Linked DNA regions of Homo sapiens: region 1 is linked to region 2. Evidence: chromatin contacts called from ENCODE Hi-C or POLR2A ChIA-PET data. All regions are on one chromosome and are shown on one strand. Each heading gives the region's core, a stretch centred on a gene start or an enhancer-like site at or near the end of the contact. The rest is flanking DNA. Distances are from core to core; before and after follow the strand shown.

Region 1 (3,168 bases), core at 255-2,754, 33 kb after region 2:
TCTATCAAATCAAGATAAATATCATATATATATATACATTTATACCTCTGAGTTCTTATTTTTTGTATTCAAATAACGATAGAGCCCATTTTTTCATCTGGAGAGAATTACATCTGATGACTATCAGAGTGACTGAAATATTAATGACTTAAAAAAAATTCACAGCTATCCAATATTTCCCAGCAATTTTGTGAATTGTGCCAGGTGATTCCAATAATCTGCTATTCTCCCCAAAAATAACATGGATTGTTCTAAGTCCATGAAGAAGAGGCAGAGCTCATATTTCATCTAAAAATCTTTTGTGCAAAAAGCTGTATCTACGAAATTATTAATTTCCAAAGGATGGAGGGACTGGAACCTGTGACTGAGGTAGTCTAGGACTCTGAAATGGGCTAAGCCGAATCATGAGACTTGGGTTCCCCAACTCCAAACTATGCACACCACAGCCACCCCACTCATACTGAGGAAGATCCCCCAAACTCTGCCTCTTCTCATTTCACGCTTTTCCAGAAGTTCATCCTTCTCAGAACCACTTCTTCTCTGACGGGTATCACCAAAGGTGAGGGGCAGACCAATGAGGAGGAGGGCTTGCTGCCATCCTGCAGAGCCTCCCAGTGGCCCTATCTTTGGCAGTGTTCTAACTTTTACAGATGCCTGTCCCCATTTGACAACTTTCTAACTTAGATTTCCTTGTCTCCTAGGACATCGCTAGCCTACACGCCAAGGGCTGGCGTTCAGACAAGGTGGGTCATATCTGTAGCCAAAAAAATCCAGCCATTTAATATAAGGAAGTGTGGATATGGGATCTTTCCCCTCTTCTTATTACACATTAAAAGCCAAACCAACTCCCTGCAAAAAGCTCAAACTGCGTAACGTTTTCCAAGAAGGTTATGGTGGGTTTATGTCAATGAAGGTGAATGGATCAAATACAGTCTTCAGTAAGATCTCTACCAACAAATAAGGCTTAAGCATATTAAAAGAGAGTCCATTTTGGGAATTCAAAACACTTGGATTGCTAAGGTGAGGGTTAACCGCTAAATTCCACCAGATAAGGTGGTTTTTCCTTTTTCTTTTTAGATTACAGACTCTGACTAATTCTTGATATTTTTAGTTCTTTGCAGAGGAATTTTAATTTGGAATAAATTTTTACTCCTTGACAATTAAGCCAAACTTCAGAAGCAACTCTGTTTTATGACATTTCAGCCTCCCCCAGTTTACCTATCTGTAAAATTCCTCCTTTTGTACCAATCCAACAGAGCATAAATTAAAGCACATTGCAAATGGTATTCTAAAGGAAACAGACAATCCCTGAATTGGTGTATTGCTGTGCATTTCTTCTTGTCATTTTGAAAATTACAATCATCTTACAATTTTAAAAAACAGCTTTCTAGATTCTTCGCAAATACAATAATATGACTGCTCCACAGTTCACTTAAATCACTCGGGTTTCACTTCATCTTCTCCACATTTGCACAGGAAGAAGTGTTCGCTATTGTCTCCTCCCCCTCTCTGGGAGTCAGACCAGCTGGGACGTTTTAAGTCTCTTTCATTAAAAAAAAAAAAAAAAAAAAAAAAAAAAAAAAAAAAGGTTAAGGTCAAAATAAGTATGATAAACATGGTAGTTTCCATTCTCAATATTCAAGGACGAAAGACTAAACAACAACAAAAAAATGTAACATTAAAATTCACTGAAGTATGATGAAGATTGTTTTTTTCTTCCCTTGCAACATAATCATGGAGGAAAAAAGGGTTTTGGAAAACAGCAGGTTTTACCTTTAGTAAATCTAGTCTTTCAAATGAGTCCAGTAGTTAATTTTACAGCTGCACATTCCTTAAATTTATATGTTTCCAATTATCTGAATGACTGACACTTTCAAGTTTTATGGTTGATTTTGAAGAGCAGGGCACTTAAACTTACATGAAGTAGATTTTTACACACATGAGTAATTAAATTGTGCTTAACGAGCTCTTCTTTGTACTTGTGAAGTTTTAGCATTTTGGTTGAAGTTTCCTTAAAAGTTAGTAAATTCCAACACTGGACTTTTCATAATACACACTTTGCTATTGGGCTTAACCTTTTTTACTTACAGAGTGTCAGCACCCCTCCGTGACATAAACCCCCTACCAAACAGTAGCCAGTGTCAAGGTTATCACATGAAAACAGACCGTAGGTTTCAGTCTCGTACTTTTCTAATGGCTGAAAAAGGCAAATTCACAGCACGGACAGAGTAACACATTGACATCAAAGAACCTGTAATATCACAGGTAAATTAATGTGCTTCCCACTGCCTATAGTCAAGGAGCAAACTGGATTCTTCAGAAACACATTCTGAAGCCATTTTATCTTCCCATCCCCTTCTTCCTTAAATGTAATCGTCTACTGTCTGTAATGTAAGCAAATACTTTAGTGAGGTTGTGAAAAATTGATTAGGAGCACCTTGAAGACCCTACCTCCGTGATATTTTTTTTTGTAATAGTTACATGGGTCAGCTCTTTGATATTTGCTGCATATAGAGGCAGAAGTATTCCTTCACTTTAGTTCAGAAACACTTGAAATAGACTAAGTAGTAAAAATTAGTTACATATTCCAGTTGCTGTTTAATGCATTATTAAAGAATTTTCACATATACATTGGTGAGAAAGATGGCTGAACTATAATGTACAATTAATATGTTGCTTTGCCAAGAGATGACTGGATCACAACAGTAGAGAAAGTCAGAAGATCACCCTGAGGACATCCCAACTAAATGCTCACTTATCACTGAATCTGGCTTTCCACGGGGTGTCTCTGCTAGTCTGCATGGAGGTGGTTCAGTGCACGTGAACACGCCATGTACAAATAACGCTCAGATAAAATAATCCAGAAATAATATACTTTTTGACACATATAATAAGCATATGGAGTCAGTTAACCAAGAAATGAAATACGGCAAATGTTAGTGGGTCAGGGGTGCCTTGATTTGTTTCTAGAATAGGAGAGCCTAAAGGGCATGACATAAACCTGTGGAAAAAGAAAATGGTAAGATGCAAATCTCCCTCTGAAAAGAGTAGGTGGGCCCAGGGTAGATTGGGATGTGCCAAATGAAGACACAGAGATGTCCTCTTAAGCATCACCACTTGTTCATTCTGTGATGCAGAGCCTGTGTCAACATTAAGACAGATGCTTTG
Region 2 (3,341 bases), core at 757-3,256:
CAGCCTGCACATGGTGGCCTCAGGTCATGGCGGGAGCCAGCAGGGGCCAGGCGAGAAGGGTCAGGAGGGGTGGGGAGTGGTTGCTCAGGGTCACAGAATAAAGCCTTCTTTATTCTGCTTTTTAGCCTCAAGTTTACAGGGGCTAAGACCTAACTGAAGTATTGCACCAATTCAGGGATAGCTCCTGGGAAGAGCATGGAAAAGCTTCAATGTGAGTCCCATTTGGGCTCTGGTTCCACCCCTTACCAGCTGTGGCATCTCTGCATAGTTCCTGAACCCAAGTTTCCTCATCTGTAAAACAGAATTATTAACATCTGGTTTTTAGGGTTGTCATGAGGATTAAATGAGATAATATATTTAAAATCCCTAGCCCAATGCCAAGTATACAATAAGAGCTCAAAAACTGTTGGTTCCTCACATTCTAAAATGTGAATAGAAAAACAATGATGAAAAGCAAGGTCTCTGCACACATTATACCCACTCCTAAGCCTCACTGAAGCAATGTCAGTCTAATAACTCCCAAAATCCACACAGTCTAACAGCTGGATTCCTCCCCACAAAGCCTAATGGCTCCCTGGTGGCCAACATCTTGGGAAGTTTCTCCTGTACACACTCTACTTTGGTGGTGGATCTGAATGTTCTCTGAGGCGGTAATGAACAGGTTAAAGTTGAAGGGATTTCAAACATGTCTAATCCAATAAGAGGCTTGGTAAAACATGCGTTATCACTTAAAGAATAAATGTTTAAAAATAGAGCACAGATGTGAAATTTGAATAAAAAGAGAGAGAGAGCACAGTGAGAGATCTTCTTGGCATTTGCATGCTATTCCCTGTTTTGGTCACCTTCAGCTAAGCCTGTTATTCTGATATGCTCTGCCAACTGCTCAGTGCTGTGGGGTGCTTCAAGTTACTGAAGCAAAGTTGGCAAATCACTCTGAAATTTAAAAATCAGAGCCACCTCCCCCTTTATGCATTTCTAAAAGCCAGGGAACACAATGGTAAAGTTGATCTTTTCAAGTTTTTCTAAACTAATACTTAAAAAGCAAAGAGTGAGTTTCTCCACTCCTCCTAAAACTAGCAATACTTGTACTGGGATCCTTAAAACCCTAAGAGAAAGTATCATGGTTAAATAGGCATTTGTCACAAAAGGTGGGCTACAGATTGCCAATCACAGAATTCATGGGAATTTCTACTTATGTAGAAAGCATTCTCTGATTCCTCCAGCAGGCAAAGGTTTTTGAACTTCAGTAACATCTCTGCAACAAAAAAAAATAGCACTTTGTCCTATTTTATCTTTCATGAGCTAGTATCTATGATACTGCTAGTAGAGATGATAAAACTCCAAGGCTTAAGGACAAAATCAACACCTCCTATAGCCAAAGAGTGCCCATAAGTGCTCCATGCATGTTTAGGGAGATGAACTAAAATATGTTTAAAACAGAGCTTTCACCCAAGGAAGACACTCAAGTGAGAGACTCACACAGTTGGCCATCAGGTCAGCTTGATGCTCTGGGAAGATGCCCTTCTGATAGGGATTTGAAAAATGCATGAAATCAGAGAAAATACTTTGCCTCCATATTCACTGAGTGCTATTTTTTGTTGCAAGGGCAAACTGAGTGGATTCCCTGAGTACTGGGGTTGAGGCACCAGCTGCCTAGGATAAAGAATGTTTCCAGGCTAAGAGAGCAGATGAGTGTCTTACCCAATTGCTTGGACATTAAGAGGAAATTGTTTACAGTAACACTGAGCAGTTCAGGCTTTACCTCCATAAGAATAACCTGCCAGATCTGAGTATTTCTTTTTTTATTAAAAGGGGTTCTCTAGAATAGACTGTAAAGACACTTTGCACTGAAGTCAAAAATAAATAGAGATGTGGCTAGATTCTACCGGTGGGACACAAACAGCTTAACCCAAAGTGGGTCTGCTGTAAAAACCAATACATTTGCATTTTAGCAATTTGATCTGGACCAAGTCTGTGATGCATTACAATGCTGGGATCAAATCAAGCTTTTCTGGAGGTAATCCAAACACAACAGGAGGCTATGGGAACCCTACTGCATGGGGTTCCTCTACTGCTGTTTAACTGTGCTAACCTCCTGAACCATAAAGGGTAATTAAAAGTCATCTGCACATGAAGCACTGAAAGTGTAAATGGGAAGCACAACCGTGGCTTCTAGCAGAGGGGAGAAGAAATGTCTGGCTAAACACTCCACTCAGGTGCTTCTTACTTTCCTGGACAGGACGGGTCTACCTCTGCTGAGATCCAATTTTGACTAGGATTCCATCCTTGTAGGTGGCTCTCCTGAACACATTCCAGGGCAGCCTCTGCCTTCTCCCATTTTTTACCACATCTGCGACTAATCCTTGTAGACTAATCCTTGTAGACAGTCCTATGATTTTCGGACAACACAGGGCAGAGAGGCTCTACCTAAATAGATTACATTACATGCAACTTGTTATGGCCTCCAGAATGTTTACCTAGACATGGGACTTTTTTTTCTGCAAACCCCATGGGAGGGGGATCACAGAGAACCAGGGGACTAGTCTCCTGGTCTTAATGCCTTCCTGCTCTAGCTGACCTATGTGTTTCCTGGTGGCCAAAAGCAATGCCCAGAACTGGTAGGAAAAGGAAAAGAAAACCAAGTACAATTTATCTCTGATCTCAAAAATAGTCTAACTAGTTCTGAGAAATAAGCTGGTTCTCATTTTAACTAAACAATAATGTCTGGCCCTCATTTTAAAAAGGCATGTTCATCAAGGATGTGTGTATCACTACTTCAGCACACAGGGGAGCATTTGAGAATACGGCTTACGGGGTAAGATTTAGTTTTAAGCTTTCTTCAAAAACCCCTTAGTAGCAGGCAAATCCAGTGATTTCAGAATTAATTATTTTGATGTCAGTCCTTTTTTCAAGGGTGAAGAAAAAGAGTTGGGGAGATTGGCTCCAAGACACCAAAAAAGGAAAGGTGGTAATTTTCTTATATTTTTTAGAACTGGCCTCCATAGAAAAAGAACCAAATCAAAATTTAACTGATTCCCAATTGAGGCCCTCTCTCAAAACTGCACAAATCTGCAAGCAAGATTATTTTTAAAAAGAAGCGAAGTAAAAGTATCAGAGGTATGTGCCTGTAAAGAAACAGAAGTGAAAGGAATACAAAAGTTGGATAGTTTTAGATATCTACTCTACCAAACTAGAATCAATCCTTTATCTTTTTTTAATGCAACAAGTAGCAGAAAGTTAATTTGTACTGCTCTTTTACCTTTATACCATGCTCAGCCTAGAACTAACCCAAATGTCAACACCTGAAGAGCATCACAAAGATTCTTTTATTGTTAAGCACA

Evidence for each region. A loop is a pair of places that touch in the nucleus more often than their neighbours do. ChIA-PET counts read pairs that join two places held with the same protein, here RNA polymerase II (POLR2A). Pooled maps may share reads with other maps.
Region 1: a map of OCI-LY7 shows a loop between it and region 2 (4-fold over the local background). The contact joins two enhancer-like sites. A Hi-C loop is called at or near these places in 2 of 168 maps with a recorded cell type or tissue (OCI-LY7 and mammary epithelial cell) and 1 of 50 pooled maps. POLR2A ChIA-PET finds 5 or more read pairs at or near these places in 3 of 52 experiments (HEK293, OCI-LY7 and activated naive CD4-positive, alpha-beta T cell).

What each region holds. Positions count from the first base shown.
Region 1 is chr3:55,757,912-55,761,079 of GRCh38, forward strand. The region is part of intron 14 of ERC2 (ELKS/RAB6-interacting/CAST family member 2); the gene reads right to left. Among named protein-coding and RNA genes, the nearest start is that of MIR3938, 93 kb to the right of the region's middle. Within about 2 kb of position 1,505, at least 2 of the 41 ENCODE cell types and tissues checked have a DNase peak (open chromatin) inside an H3K27ac peak, as active enhancers do; they include OCI-LY7, where a contact is called at or near this core.
Region 2 is chr3:55,724,250-55,727,590 of GRCh38, forward strand. The region is part of intron 15 of ERC2 (ELKS/RAB6-interacting/CAST family member 2); the gene reads right to left. Among named protein-coding and RNA genes, the nearest start is that of ERC2-IT1, 66 kb to the left of the region's middle. Within about 2 kb of position 2,007, at least 2 of the 41 ENCODE cell types and tissues checked have a DNase peak (open chromatin) inside an H3K27ac peak, as active enhancers do; they include OCI-LY7, where a contact is called at or near this core.